Linked DNA regions of Homo sapiens: region 2 is linked to region 1. Evidence: read pairs that join two places in POLR2A ChIA-PET (ENCODE). Cell type or tissue: CD4-positive, alpha-beta T cell. All regions are shown on one strand.

Evidence for each region. Peaks named below come from ENCODE experiments on the same cell type or tissue, not always from the same donor. Only the 100,000 strongest peaks of a DNase experiment are listed, where the experiment ranks them.
Region 2: POLR2A ChIA-PET joins it to region 1 with 5 read pairs; 5 of 35 experiments call an interaction of 5 or more read pairs at or near these places.

The regions. Positions count from the first base shown.
Region 1 is chr9:121,118,596-121,126,595 of GRCh38, forward strand. It overlaps CNTRL (centriolin), which reads left to right. Exons shown (of 44, transcript NM_007018.6): 13 at 5,336-5,489; 14 at 7,121-7,341. Among named protein-coding and RNA genes, the nearest start is that of CNTRL, 48 kb to the left of the region's middle. RefSeq lists enhancers at 2,820-3,321, 3,196-3,245, 3,276-3,475. In CD4-positive, alpha-beta T cell, no CTCF peak of the experiment used is centred here; a DNase peak (open chromatin) is centred at 3,166; H3K4me3 peaks cover 2,597 bases; H3K27ac peaks cover 3,051 bases.
Region 2 is chr9:120,779,544-120,787,543 of GRCh38, forward strand. The region is part of intron 3 of FBXW2 (F-box and WD repeat domain containing 2); the gene reads right to left. Among named protein-coding and RNA genes, the nearest start is that of FBXW2, 9.9 kb to the right of the region's middle. In CD4-positive, alpha-beta T cell, no CTCF peak of the experiment used is centred here; a DNase peak (open chromatin) is centred at 4,388.

The sequences.
Region 1 (8,000 bases):
TTGTTAGCATCAGAGTCCAGAGTCCTTTCTGAAAGTCTGTTTTAGTTTGATGTACAAATTTAAGTGATATATACATACAGTCAGCCCTCCATATCCATGGGTTCTGCATCTGTGGATTTAACCAACTGCAGATCACATATATTAGGAAAAAAAAGGATGGTTGTGTCTGTACTGAACATGTACAGACTTTTTTTCATTTGTCATTATTCCCTAAACAAGACAGTATAACAACTATTCACATAGCATTTATACTGTATTAGGTATTATAAGTAATCTAGAGATGATTTTAATATATAAGAGGATGTCCATAGGTTAAATACAAATATTATGCTATTTTATAGAAGGGACTTGAGCATCAGTGGATCTTGGTATCTGCAGGGAATCCTGGGATGAATCCCCCATGGATACTGAAGGAAAACTGTACATATATGTGTGTATATATAATGTATGTATGTGTATATATATGTGTATTATACATAAATATATGTGTGTGTGTGTGTGTGTGTGTGTGTATACACACACATATATGGAATGTGTATGTCTAAAACAAAACAACCTAGGGCTTGAAGAAGGTAGCTTTCAGTAAATGATGGCCGCATGGTATATTTATTTTTTTTTAAGTGGTTGAATTTCATTGTATTGCAGAGCAAGGGAGATTTGCTCCTTACCTTTCTCTCTCCTTGCCTTTTTTTCATCTTTCTTTCTCTCTCTCTCTCTCTTTTTTTTTTTTTTGCTCTGTCGCCAGGCTGGAGTGCAGTGGCGCAATCTCCGCTCACTGCAACCTCCGCCTCCCAGGTTCAAGCGATTCTCCTGCCTCAGCCTCCCGAGTAGCTGGGACTACAGGCACCCACCACCACGCCTGGCTGATTTTTGTATTTTTAGTAGAGACAAGGTCTCACCATGTTGGCGAGGATGGTCTTGATCTCCTGACCTTGTGATCCACCCACCTCAACCTCCCAAAGTGCTGGGATTACAGGCGTGAGCCACCATGCCCTGCCGAAGCGATTCTCCTGCCTCAGCCTCCTGAGTAGCTGGGATTACAGGCGCGCACCACCACACCCAGCTAATTTTTGTATTTTTGGTAGAGATGGGGTTTCTCCATGTTGCTCAGGCTGGTCTCAAACTCCTGACCTCCTGATCTGCCTACCTTGGCCTCCCAAAGTGCTGGGATTACAGTCATGAGCCACCATGCCCAGCCCTTCATCTTTCTTAAGAGCAGAAAAAGCTGAAGGGGGTTGCGAGTCCTTTTTCTACCTCTTCTATTTAATCCTTTTTGCAAATTTTCCACTGAACGTATTTGTTTTTTCATACTGTTTTGTTTTGTCCTTAAAAAAGGAAACATTCTCTGGAATGTTTCTTCCTGAGATATGGCTAGATATGGTCAGGTGGCTGGATACAGCCAGGCTCTTGTCTCTGTCTCTACTCTAAGAAGTTGTACTAATTGCTTATATTTTAGCTAATATTCCTAAAATACAAGGAAAAATATCTTCTACATATTCTCCTGGTATACCTTGAATAATAGGGGTTTTTTTTTTAAAGAACTTTAAGATCTCTGGATTAATAGAAATCATAGAATTTAACATAGTAAGGATATTGTAATTGCTTTAAGTACTTGACAAGTTGTTTAACTGTTCCTTTAAGCATTTTAGTACATATCATATATATTTTTTTGTGGGCCAGCTAATTTCAATAAAGGATAACCTTATGACAGATATAAGGTCTTTTCTAACAAAAGCCTAAAAATTGAAACCAAGGTATTAATATTGAAACCAAAAGTAGTCTTGATTATTTTAAATAATTTTGAGGAAAAATGGGGTATTTTAAGTAATGTATAATGTGGTCAATAATATCTTACTTTATTGCATATGTTTGTTCAATCTCCCACCCATGTAAGGTCCCTGAAGACATGAACTCTATCCTACTGGTATCCGTATCCCCAGGGACCAACCAGCCCTATGTTTATGAATGCTTGCATTGTGGAAGGGAGGAAGGAAGCAGCTTATAGATCCTACCCAAAACTCCTTTGCTTCCCCTTCCAGTTCTGTGATCTATGAGTCTAATTAGTAGCTGGATTATGTGTTTGCTTTCAACAAATGACTGTTATATTTCTGGCGGACAGAGAGTTCAATTCCCACTGGATTTCTGTAGAGAATTATACATGGAAAGGAGGTAAATGAGACATGGGAATGGCATCCAAGTTTTGAAGTTAGCTAAAATCAACCTGTGCAGTGGGGATGAAACATACAAACCAGATTTGAATTTCCTTTTTAATTTTATTAAAATTACTAATAGTTCTTAAGTTTGCAGCCTTAGTCCTAGCATCAGAGGACATCTCTTTTAAGTTTATCCAGCGGGAACATCTTTTTCTGATTCACAAAGTTTCATATTGGCTAGTGTTTGGCATCCCATTTTAGGCTACAAAATGTGAGCCTTTAAGCAGAAGAGAAATAATCAAGAGTGAGATGCCTGCATATTTTTCTATAGATATAGGTAGACTTTTATTTAATTAATTTTTATGTAATCAGATGAAGTATCTTTCTGAATAGCCAATAGAATTTAAAAGTAAAAGCTTCACTTTGATGAGATATTATAGAAAGCAACATATTAAGTGCCCACAATGTGTCATACATTGTGCTGTATTTTCCATGTTCTGGTGAGGAACTTTTATTAACATCTATCCATTTTTCTTTCAATTTGCAGAGGATGAAAATGTGATATAGAAATATTAAGTGAATTGCCCCTAAGTTATTGTTTTAGAAAGAGGTGGAGCCCTTGCTTATGCTACCACAATGACCCTCTCTTCACAAAGCAATTAAAGGTCTAAAGAGATTATTTTAAAATTAGCTCAGAACTAAGCCTAGGCAGGTTTTCAGCAAATATAAGCATTTAACTAGGTTTCAAATTCACAGACTATTTTAGTTATAAAATTATTCATAGAAGCACAAATTATCACCGGAGCAAACATAATGAAGATTTGTATTGCTTTTCTCTATTGGGAAATGTCCTATTGGAAGCAAAAGGTAACTGTTCGCTAGAGGGAACGAGCTGTAGTGATCTGTTGCAAAGTTTGGGCGTGATTGGCCCCTGGGAGCTTCCTGTGTTATGATTTAACTCGCGGAGGGTGGGGCCTGCCCGCAGAGGCTGCTGGTGATTGGATGGGCGGGGCCGCCGCTCACTCTTGGCCAAGAATGTGGTTTGAGGCTCTGCGAAGTTACAGAGGCTCGGAGGCGCTTGCAAAAATGTGGCTGTCAGAGAGGGAAGTGCACATGAATTTGAAGACAGCATTAGAAAGCGTTCCGCCCACAGTTTCTCTGTTCTCAACGGCTCAGTTTTAACAGGATAAATTTTAAGTTAAGGTATGATATTTTTTCTCTCTCTGTACAAAGGACTTAAAAGGAGGAGGAGTCAGAGATGTAAGTTCCTGTTTTTACAATAACTCTTTTGTGAGCTCCACCGTGGTGTAAATCGCAGAATCTACTTTTGTTCCCATGTATTTAATGTACACCATTGGCATATTGAACCAGATTTTTATCCTGCGTATAAAGGTTTTGGTGGAATTTTTAATGGTGAATTTTAAAGATTTATTGATATGAGTGCAGTCTTTTAAGAAATTATTTCTTGAGCCATAAAAACCCGAAATTTACTTAGAATGTAAGCTGTTATATGTAGTTAACTTTTCAGAAAGATTTCAAATGGGTATTTTGGGAGTGTAGGGAAAAGAGTTTGCAAAATACCATAAAGCTTTACCAGTAGTAAATTAAAAACCTTCCAGTTAAGCTGCCACTCTTTTGTTCATCAGAAATGAAGAGACGTTTCTTTCTTGTATTTGGGGTAAGCAAATACATAAAATTGAGTAATATTCTTTTATAATCACATGGGTCTTAGACTTGAGATCATTGGTGTTCATTTTTCTGACTGATACAGTTCCCTCTTTCGATAACTTTCTCTTCATTTATTGTTGTATTCCTCTGATCCTGTGGGTACCAACTTAAGAGTCATGAAGGTGTGAGTGGGAGGGCAAAGGTTCTCTGGGGAATTATTTTGTCTCCATATGAACAGTTGCCTCAGGAGACATGCAAGTCATTTGATGGATCTGAAATTCAGTTTTCTCATGTTTAAAAGGAAGGGTTAGACTAGATCATTGGCTCTCGATTTGCTTTCCCTAGCACACCTGAGAAATACAATCCATTCTTTTCAGTTAACAGTAGTTCCCTGATGCCATGACTTCAGGGTGCGGGAGGGTGTGTGGGTGTGTGAAAGCTCTGTTTTCCACCATGGGTTAAGTGTAGTTGTAGAGGGGTATACCTCCTTAGGGCCCTCCATTTTGAGACTCACCGGGCTAAGTGGTCTTTGAGGTCCCTGTCAGCTCTCAGTTTATTGAAAAGCCAAATGTTTGTTTGTGTAAGAGATTGAAAGTGAATTTGAATTTCAAGTATTTTATCTATTTCATACCTCTATTTTCTTCTAAGAAACCTTTTTTAAAAAGTAGATTTAATTTTTTTATTAAAAAGGCATTACTTATCTACTATAAAAGTTTTTTAAATATAAAAATACTCATTACAAAAGGAAAAAATCCCCATGTAATCCTTCCACCCAGGTATAATTCTTGTTAGCATTTTGGGATATAGTTTTTAAGTCTTTTTCTATAGATATATGCCATAACCAACTAATTTTGGAAACCTTTTTTAAAAGACACATTTTAGGCTGGGCACGGTGGCTCATGCCTGTAATCCCAGCGATTTGGGAGGCCAAGGCCGGCAGATCACTTGAGGTCAGGAGTTCCAGATCAGCCTGGCCAACATGGTGAAACTCCCGTCTGTACTAAAAAAAACAACAAAAAGTAAAAACAAACAACAACCTGGGTGTGGTGGCCCGCACCTGTAGTCCCAGGTACTTGGGAGGCTGAGGCAGGAGAATTGCTTGAACCCAGGAGGCGGAGGTTGCAGTGAGCTGAGATCGTGCCTCTGCACTCTAGCCTGGGTGATGGAGTCAGACTCCATCTCAAAATAAATAAATAAATAAATAAAAAAGAGAGAGAGAGACAATTTAATGCAACGCAAATAACACTGACCTACCTAGCTGTGCCCTTGGAAAAACCACTTAACCTCTTTGATCCTCAGTTTTCTCACCTGTAAAGTGGAAATGATTTCCGTATCAAGTTATCCTGAAATTTAAATGAAAACTACCCATGTGAAAACAATATAGGGCCTGACACAAATAGATGCAAATTATTATATTTATTTTCTATTCTTCCTTTAAAAATGTTGTTAAGGGTTATTACTTTTAAAGGAGTTTAAGGAACTTGGAGTTTTGTTGATTTTTTTTTTTAATTCAGTCCCATATGAAGGCTCAAAAGAGCGGTAAAGAACAACAGCTTGACATTATGAACAAGCAGTACCAACAACTTGAAAGTCGTTTGGATGAGATACTTTCTAGAATTGCTAAGGAAACGGAAGAGATTAAGGACCTTGAAGAACAGCTTACTGAAGGTAAGACTTTCAGTATGATTTAAGGTAAATCAGTGTTATTGCTGGTAAAAGAAACATTATAAAGACAAGCATTAATCCAGATAGTAGCTAAATACAGTTCACCTATTAGTACTAGTATTTGATAGGGAAATATTTACAGGATACCCAAAAGTAGTTAATGCAATTTTAAGAGTTTTGTTTTTGTTTTGTTTTGTGGCATTGATGCCTAGTGAGTCAGGTCATTCCAGTCAGTAGGCCAGAAGTCAATACGTGATCATGATAAGCTCTGGCATGTGATTGTCTATGACATAAAATCCATTCAGGAGCAAAGCACCCATTGGCATCAGGGAATTCAGTGTCTGGTTATAAGAAGAAAGAGTTTTAGGATCTAGTTTTGCAATGCTGATTTAAACTGCGACATATCCATAATAGTGGAAAAGGAAGACAATAGGCCATAGTGGTTTTTACACATAGGGCTCAGTGTAAAAAGATCCTGCTCTCTGTTTTGCTACTGTCAGCTGTGTCGCCTTGGACAAGTTGTTTTTATCTCAATCATTAGTTGTTGGGAGAATTAAATGAGCTAGTATTCATAGGCCAGGAGTGGTGGCTCACGCCTGTAATCCTAGCACTTTGGGAGGCTGAGGCGGGCATATCATTTGAGCCCAGGAGTTCGAGATCAGCATGGGCAACATGGCGAAACCCCGTCTCTACAAAAAAAAAAAAAAAAAATTAGCCAGGCGTAGTGGTATGTGTGCTTGTGGCACCATCTGCTTGGGAGACTGAGGGTGGAGGATCACCTGAGCTCAGGGAGGTTGAGGCTACAGTGAACCGTGATTGTGCCACTGCACTCCAGCCTAGGTGACAGAGTGAAACTTTGTCTGAAAAAAAAAAAAAAAGAGAGAGATAGTGTTCATAAAGTTCCTGGCACATAGTGCGTATCCAGTACTGTACATGGGATGTGTGTGTTTGTGTTCTAAGTGTTTAGGTTACACATTTATGTTGCCAGTCTTGGATTCATCTTATATACTAGGTGGTCTTGTTCTTTGTATTTAGCAGCAAGAACTCACAGTTTTGGTACATATTTTTTATTTTATTTGTAAATTAAACTTTTTTTTTTTTTTTGAGACGGAGCCTCGCTCTGTCACCCAGGCTGGAGTGCAGTGGCGTGATCTTGGCTCACTGCAACCTCTGCCTCCTGGGTTCAAGTGATCCTCCTGCCTCAGCCTCGTGAGTAGCAGGGACTACAGGCACATGCCCGGCTAATTTTTTGTATTTTTAATAGAGACGGGGTTTCACTGTGTTAGCCAGGATGGTCTCGATCTCCTGACCTCATGATCCGCCTGCCTTGGCCTCCCAAAGTGCTGGGATTACAGGCTTGAACCACCACACCCGGCCGAAATTAAACTTTTTACAGCATGAATCAGGCATTTTATAAGCATTGCCCCCTAAATGTACTATTTTTATTTTATACCTGCTTAATACTCCTTTGCTATCTATAATAGGAAGAAAATTTAACATTATGTTTTGAAAAAGAAAAATGATAGGAAAGAATTGAAAGCTTAGAATTTCACTCTTGGCTTATAACAAAATGCTGAGCAGACAATGCAGTACTTTAAAAAGATATATTATTACCCTTTTTGCATCTTGCTTAGGCCAGATAGCAGCAAATGAAGCCCTGAAGAAGGATTTAGAAGGTGTTATCAGTGGGTTGCAAGAATACCTGGGGACCATTAAAGGCCAGGCAACTCAGGCCCAGAATGAGTGCAGGAAGCTGCGGGATGAGAAAGAGACATTGTTGCAGAGATTGACAGAAGTCGAGCAGGAGAGAGACCAGCTGGAAATAGTTGCCATGGATGCAGAAAATATGAGGAAGGTATGATTTTTTTCCTGCCTATTTTCCGTAGCTTCATAAGTAGATAATGTCCAAATTAAGTTAGTTGGAGGAGGTAACAGTACATTTTTAAGTGGGAAAAAGTATTAGTGGCTATATGGTGATTTTTTTCTTTTAACAGTTGGGCTTTTTTTTTTCTTCTTTAGCTGTGATACATTTGGAATTATTATTTTTTCTTTGCTCAGAAAAGGAAGATTATTTAAGCTGCATTTCTATCCCTGAAAGGTATTGTTGCCAAATAACTCTAAAGAATATGAAATGGTAGCTATTACAAATATTGTATTAAATGCTCATATTTTATTTGTGCTGAAAAATTGAGCACAGAATGGTTTTTCTTAGTCTTGTTGTTACTGGATAATTTTAACATTATTTTATAGCTAACAAAACAGACATATTGTTTTAAATTATATCCTTATGAACCTGATTTGTTGCACATTCGTTTGGAGATTTCCCTTGCTCTATTTTAGTTGTTTGGAAAATGTTATCATACATGAGAACTAGAGATTTCCAAACTTCTTGTTCAGTAGAGCTGGCTCCAGAAATTGAATTAATATATTTTAATATTATGAAATATCTCAGGCATATTTAAAAAATCACAAATAATATTTAACATCATGTACTGACAACCCAGCTTAAGAAAT
Region 2 (8,000 bases), 340 kb before region 1:
TGAAATAAAGACTGTATTTATTGTCACTTTGCTATTTAGACTGTTTCCTTCTGTATAAAAAGAGGGGTAGGACTTGGTTGGTTCTCAATGGCCATGTGATACAACTTTATCAAAACACACAGGCAGGTCCCTATTTTCAGAGAGTTTAACTTGGGGAACATCTGAGGCAGGGTCCAATAATCTTAAAAGTTTGCCAGGTGATTCTAACTCATCAGCAATATTTTGAGAGCCAATGGTCTAGAACGGTGCTATCCAACAGAAAATATAATGCAAACTGCAGATATAATTTAAAATGTCCTAATAGTTACATTAAAAAAGAAATGTTGGGCCGGGCGCAGTGGCTCATGCCTGTAATCTCAGCACTTTAGGAGGCCAAGGCAGGCATATTGCCTGAGCTCAGGAGTTCAAGACCATCGCGAAACCCTGTCTCTACTAAAATAAAAAAAATCAGCCGGGCATGATGGCGCGCCTATATTCCCAGCTACTCGGAAGGCTGAGGCATGAGAATCGCTTGAGCTGGGGAGGCAGAGGTTGCAATGAGCTGAGATCACGCCACTGCATTCCAGCTTGGACTACAGAGGGCCTCCACCTCAAAGAAAAAAAAAAAAAAAAGAAATGTTAGCCAACATGGTGAAACCCTGTCTCCACTAAAAAAAATACAAAAATTAGCCAGGCATGATGGCGTACGCCTGTAGTCCCAGCTACTCAGGAGGCTGAGGCAGGAGAATCACTTGAACCCGGGAGGAGGTTGTAGTGAGCCAAGATCACACCACTGCACTCCAGCCTGGGCAACAGAGGAAGACTCTGTTTCAAAAAAAAAAAAAAAAGAAAATGTGTTAAAATAATTAAATGTGTTTAACTCAGTATGTCAAAAATGTCATTTGAACATGTAATCAATACAAATATTGAGATATTTTATATTCTTTTACATTGTATGTCTTTGAAACCCAGTATTTCACACCTCCATTTGGACTAGCCACAGCTCAAGTACTCAAAAACCACATGGCGCTAGTGGCTACTGTACCGGAGAGCGTAAGCCTAGATAGTCTTTAAGGCCTTCAGTTCAGGCATGTTGTGACTGTATTCCTAAGGAGCTAGAGTAGGAAAGGAAATCATTTTAGGTCCTTTATGAGCTTGGTTTTGGTTACCAGTGTTCAACTGGGGTCTCATTCATTCATTCAACATATATTTATAGAACTTCTGTGTCAGGCAGGATTCTTGTTCTCATGGCACTCAGTCTACTTGGGAAGACAAAAAGGCTAAACAAGCAATAATAATTCAGTATAGTAGCTGGCAGGCACTACAAAAGCCCATAGCAAATACAAGGAGAGGACAAGAAGAGAAAACATCTCAGACGAGGCTCCACTGAATTTATGACCATGCTCTATAACACGTGCCTTAGGAACTGGCATGATTGGTTCTTCAACTACACTCCTCTTTTGTTTTTAAGCTGGGCTTTGGTATAGGACTGTTTCAAGAAAGAATATCATGGCAAAAAAAAAAAAACCTTTAAGTTTTAACTAATTTAAACCTAAGGATGAATAAGTTAGCCAGGCCAAAACAAAACAAAAGGAATAGTATATACCAAAACTTTTTCTGTAAAGGGCCTGATAGTAAGTATTTTAGACGTTGACCTATTGAGTTGCAATTACTCTCTTCTGCTGGATTTGGCCCACAGTCCACAGTTTGCCAATCCCTGGTATATACCTATTAAAGCAACTATTAAATATCTCTATATGCAACACAAAAATTATTGAAAAGGAACTGGGATCAAGTCATAAAGAACTATTTGGAATCATTCAAAAAACCGTCTAGGAGTTATTTACAATGCTTGTCAAAAGCACTGCCTAAAACATGAACACTGATTATGAAAACAGTTCAGTCTGACTGCGAAATAGTGGCAAGGTTTGGCTGCAGAACTGGGTTAGGAGGTTGTTTAACTATGACCTTATTTGCATATCAGAAAGATCACTATGGCTATATCATGGAAAAAGGTTTGAAGGGGGGAAAACTAGAGGCAAGAAGGCAGTTAAAAACCAGGGGAGAGGACAAACAAAATGTGACACATACATGGAATATATTTTATATACATACACACACACACACACACACACACACACACACACACACACATACACACACACACATATATACATACATGGAATGGAGTTATTCAGCCTTAAAAAGGAATAAAATTGGCCGGGTGTGGTGGCTCACACCTGTAATCCCAACACTTTGGGAGGCCGAGGCGGGAGGATCACCTGAGGTCAGGAGTTTGAGACCTGCCTTACCAACGTGGAGAAATCCCATCTCTAATAAAAATACAAAAATTAGCCAGGCGTGGTGGCGCACGCCTGTAATCCCAGCTACTTGGGAGGCTAAGACAGAAGAATTGCTTGAACCCGGGAGGCGGAGGTTGCGGTGAGCCAAGATGGCGCCACTGCACTCCAGCCTGGGCAACAAGTGCAAAACTCCGTCTCAAAAAAAAAAAAAAAAGAATAAAATTCTGAGATGTTATGATATGGAAGAACCTTGAAGACATCATGCTAAGTGAACTAAGCCAGCCACAAAAGAACAAATACTGTATGATTCCACTTATATTAGGTTCCTAGAGTAGTCAAATTCATAGAAAGTAGAATGGTGGGCCAGGCATGGTGGCTCATGCCTGTAATCCCAGAACTTTGGGAGGCCGAGGCTGGTTCACCTGAGGTCAGGAGTTTGAGACCAGCCTGGCCAACACGTTGAAACCCCGTCTGTACTAAAAATACAAAAATTAGCCAGACACGGTGGCGCATGCCTGTAATCCCAGCTACTCGGGAGGCTGAGGCAGGATAATCGCTTGAACCTGGGAGGTGAGGTTGCAGTGAGCCAAAATTGAGCCACTGCACTCCAGCCTGGGCACCAAATTGAGACTCTGTCTCAAAAAAAAAAATAAAACAAGCAAGCAAGCAGAATGGTTGTTTTGCCACAGGCTGTGGGGGAAGGGGCATGGGCAATGTTTAACTGACAGGGTTTAGGCTGGACATGGTGGCTCATGCCTGTAATCCCAACACTTCAGGAAGCTGAGGCAAGAAGAGTGCTTAAGCCCAGGAGTTAGAGATCATCCTGGGAAACATGGTGAGACCCCATCTCCATAAAAAATACAAAAATTAGCTGGGCATGGTGGCACACACACGTAGTCCCAGCTACTTGGGAGGCCAAAGTGGAAGAATCGCTTGAGTCCAGGAGGTAGAAGTTACAGTGAGCCAAGATCATGTCACTGTACTCCAACCACTCCAACCTGGGCTACAGAGTGAGACCTTATCTCAAAAGAAAACCCCCCCAAAAACAAACAAAAAAATTGGATACAGTTTAACTATATAGTGTATTATATACTGTTTATACAGTTAACACTGTATAGTGTTTAACTGATACCATTTTAGTTTGGGAAGATGTAAAGTTCTGGAAATGGATAGTGGTGATGACTGCACAACAACGTAATGTACTTAATGGCACTCAACTGTATGCTTTAAAATGATTAAAATGGTAAATTTTATGTTATGTATGTTTTCGCACAATTTGCAAAAAAAAAGGTTATCCAAACTAATTATTTAAACTAGTTTTTATAGGAAAACATTGTGCCAGTTTTACACCCTAAAAAAAAATAATAATAATCAGGTTGAGTCGAGTTCCATTTATAGTGATGCAAGTCTACTCCTGAGAATCCTTTAGGAATCACTGTTCTCTGCTCCTTTCTGGCTTTATGTCAGCCTCCCCTCTGGACTCCCATTTGCTGCACTGGCTAACCCAACATGTTTTCAAAGAGGTCACCAGTGATGCAGCATAGAGGTGAAAGAGGACTAAAGAAATGTGGACTCTCACACTGCACGAAAGAAAAAAATCCCTCCCCATTCAGTATCTTAAAAATCTTAATAATACTTTAAAAAAAATCAGACTATTGCACAGAACTCTAGATTTCAGGCTTCTCTTGAAGTCAGATCTAACAACTCTGACCCTGAATCCCACCCACATGGCAATAATTTATTACAATGGAGCACCAGCTGCACTCTTTAGAAAGGCAAGTGTTCTTGATTTGCTATAGTCCACACAGAGACTTTTACCTCAGTCAGGTCATCTTCCTGGTCCCAGTGTGTATGTTCCACAAGAAAAAACTGCTCTAATTCATCCGTGTATGCCCTCACATTGTTTTTCAAACAGTAGGCATCCCATAAGTAAATATCTACTGAACAGCACAAAGCATAATAGATTCCTTTCTTACCATTTCAGAAATAAATTGCGAAAGAGAAAGATAACTACCTCAATGTCATTAGCCATTAATCTCTTCAATAAAACTGTCTATTGCTTACTCAAGGCACTAATGTGAGAGTCACTAAGTTTATTGCCAAATTCAGGGTTTCCCAATTCCACCACAATGAGAATTCAATCTCTTAAGTAACAAGATGACACAAACACATGTACAATTCTGTCACAAATACCTCTCTTCACAGTTCCAGGGATGCTGCTGTTAGAAAAATTAAACTAATACTTTGGATCATTTTCAACCACTGCACAGCGTAATTTTAAATATGCAAACCTGATGAATTTAATCAGAATAAAAATCACATTAACATACAGACCCACCAAGAGAATAATCTTAAAATGTAGAATTGTAGATATTAACTTTCCAGGTAGTTAGAGAATTCAGTGAATATTTCCCATTTACTTCCACTCCAAGTAACTGCAGTTTTTACTACATTTCAAAAATAAGGTTTGATGAGAGAAGAAAAAAACTTTTTAAAGCAAGAGGACCTAGGCATAGTGGCTCACACCAGTAATCCTAGCATTTTGGGAGGCTGAGACGGGCGGAGTGCTTGAGCCCAGGAGTTCGAGACCAGCCTGGGCAACATGGTGAAATCCTGTCTCTACAAAAAATACAAAAAGGATCCAGGCATAGGGTTGCTCGCTTGTAGTCCCAGCTAAACCCGGGAGGCTGACATGGGAGGATCACCTGAGCCCAGGAGGTGGAGGTTGAAGAAAGCCAAGATCACATCATTGCACTCCAGGATGGAGCTACCCAGTGAGAGGTTGTCTCCAAAAAAGAAAAAAAAAAAATGCGGCTGGGTGCAGTGCCTCACACCTGTAATCCCAGCACTTTGGGAGGCCGAGGCAGGCAGATCATCTGAGATCAGGAGTTTGAGACCAGCCTGACCAACATGGTGAAACCCCTTCTCTACTAAAAATACAAAAATTAGCCGGGCTGTGGTGGCGCGTGCCTGTAATGCCAGCTACTGAGGAAGCTGAGGCGAGAGAATCGCTTGAACCCAGGAGGAGGAGGTTGCAGTGAGCCGAGACTGCGCCACTGCACTCTAGCCCGGGTGACAGAGGAGCTCCTGTTTCAAAAAAAAAAAAAAAAATGCTACAGGTGGTTGTGAAAAAATGGTCAACTGCCAGTAGGAGCTCCAAGCTCCAAGATGATACTGCATCTTAATATTTTTTTTTTTTTTGAGACAGGGTTTTGCTGTGTTGCCCAGGCTGGAGTGCAGTGGCACAATCTTAGCTCACTGCAACCTCCACCTCCTGGGCTCAAGCGATCCTCTCACCTCAGTCTCCCAAGTAGTTGGGACCACAGGTGTGAGCCAGCACACCCAGCTGTTTTTTTATTTTTTTGTAGAGATGGGATTTTGCTATGTTGCCCAGGCTGGTCTCAAAACTCCTGGGCTCACATAATCTGCCTGCCTTGGCCTCCCAAAGTGTTGGGACTACAGGCATGAGCCCCCTCATTTGGTCAACTGCATCTTAATCTTTTAAAATCATGAGGCAAAAGAGACATGGAAAAGCCATCACCACAACAGAGAAAGTACATCAAAGCCTAGAAGAACTGGTGATGTTGTTCTAGTAATCAGGCTTGTAACACAAGGAAAATAAAGTGTGAAATAACTTCAGGATGACAAACCAAACCATGAAATGCTTTAAATCAAATGTTTATTTTCCAAAACCAGCAGAGTGTCTAGCATTTCAGAGAAAATATCACCACATAATACATACCCTTAATGAATAAAGAAATGCATTGTAAAACGGTCTTGAGAAATGATACATCTCAACATTAAAAATATTTAAATTGAGTCTGGTGAGACTCCTGAGGGAGAAGCAAGTTACTTAACACTATATTGGTATGGCATCAATTCAATCTATCTGGAAAGGGCACTAAGAAGAGCTATAAAATTGGGCCGGGCACGGTGGCTCACGCCTGTAATCCCAACACTTTGGAGGGTGGATCACCTGAGGTCAGGAGTTTGAGACCAGCCTGGGCAACAAGGTGAAACTCCGCCTCTACTAAAAATACAAAAAAAATTAGCCGGGTGTGGTGGCGCACACCTGTAATCCCAGCTACTCGGGAGGCTGAGGCAGGAGACTCGAACCCTGGAGGCAGAGGTTGCAGTGAGCCGAGATTGCACCACTGCACTCCAACCTGGGTGACAGAGTGAGACTCCATCTCAAAAAAAAAAAAAAAAAAAAAAAAAGAGCTATAAAATAATTCATACTTCTGTATCTGGTGATTCTACTTTTAGACTTCTATCCCAAATGAATTCAAGGGAAAAAGAGGTAATACAAAGACACTAATAAAAACAGAAACAATCTGAATATGCATTGATATGGTTAAGCTTTGTGTCCTCACCCAAACCTCATCCTGAACTGTAATCCCCAGGTATTGAGGGACAGACTTGGTGGGAGGTGACTGGATCATGGGGGTGGCCCCCCATGCTGTTCTCATGATAGTGAGTGAGTTCTCTCCAGACCTGATGGTTTTATAAGGGCCTCTTCCTGCTTCACTCACACTCTCTCTCTCCTGCTGCCTTGTGAACAAGGTGCTTGCTTCCCCTTCGCCTTCCGCCATGATCATATTGCCTTCTGACATGATTGTAAGTTTCCTGAGGCCTCCCCAGCCATGTGGAACTAGGAGTCAATTAAACCTCTTTTCTTCATAAATTACCCGGTCTTAGGCAGTTTTTTTAGCAGTCTGAGAATGGACTAATATATGCATTAATATGGAAATGGCTAAATAATGACTATTGATATATTTACAAAAAGGAACAGTTTATACCGTAATACACAAATGTTTATTGGAAGTTATCTTGGATGAAAAAGAACACCAAGTATTTCTATATATTATATACAATGTAAGGAAACAGGCATTGGGATTATTAGCAAGAACTGCCTGGAGTTATTCTAAATGCTGCCTAAGAATTATTTACATTGCCTGTCAAAATGTATTATCTAACACATGGGCATTAGTTATAATCATATACAGAAACACACGTCCATTACAAATGGAAAATAACATATAATTTTAAATTTTTAATAATTATATTGTTTCATAAAATTACTTAATTGCCTAGTTAAAAAATATCCAGCTCTCTCTGTTCCCAGGCCCAAACTCCAACTTCTACTTCTTCTACTTAGAATCACAGGATTTCAGAGCAAGGAAGAAATATCTCCTTTCATATATACATATATATTTATTTTGAGATGGAGTCTCACTCTGTCACCCAGGCTGGAGTGCAGTGGCACCATCTCAGCTCACTGGAACCTCCGCCTCCCGGGTTCAAGCGATTCTCCTGTTTCAGCCTCCCGAGTAGCTGGGATTATAGGCGCATGCCGCCACGCCCGGCTACTTTTTCGTATTTCAGTAGAGACGGGATTTCACCATGTTGACCAGTCTGGTCTCGAACTCCTGAGCTCAGGCAATCCACCCGCCTCGGCTTCCCAAAGTGCTAGAATTACAGGCATGAGCCACTGCGCCCGACCTCCTTTCCCATATTTTAAAGATACAGAGAGGTTAAGTAATTTGGCCATAATGATCTAACTACTTGCTAGGATTAGATACCAATTTTTCCACTGTTTTTTTCCTCAAATATCAGTGCCAACAGAAAAAGAAACAGAATTTAGCAACAGAGGACTACACATGGAGGAAACACAAAGAAAAAGTAATCTATAGCTTTGTAATTCACATAATGTTTAAA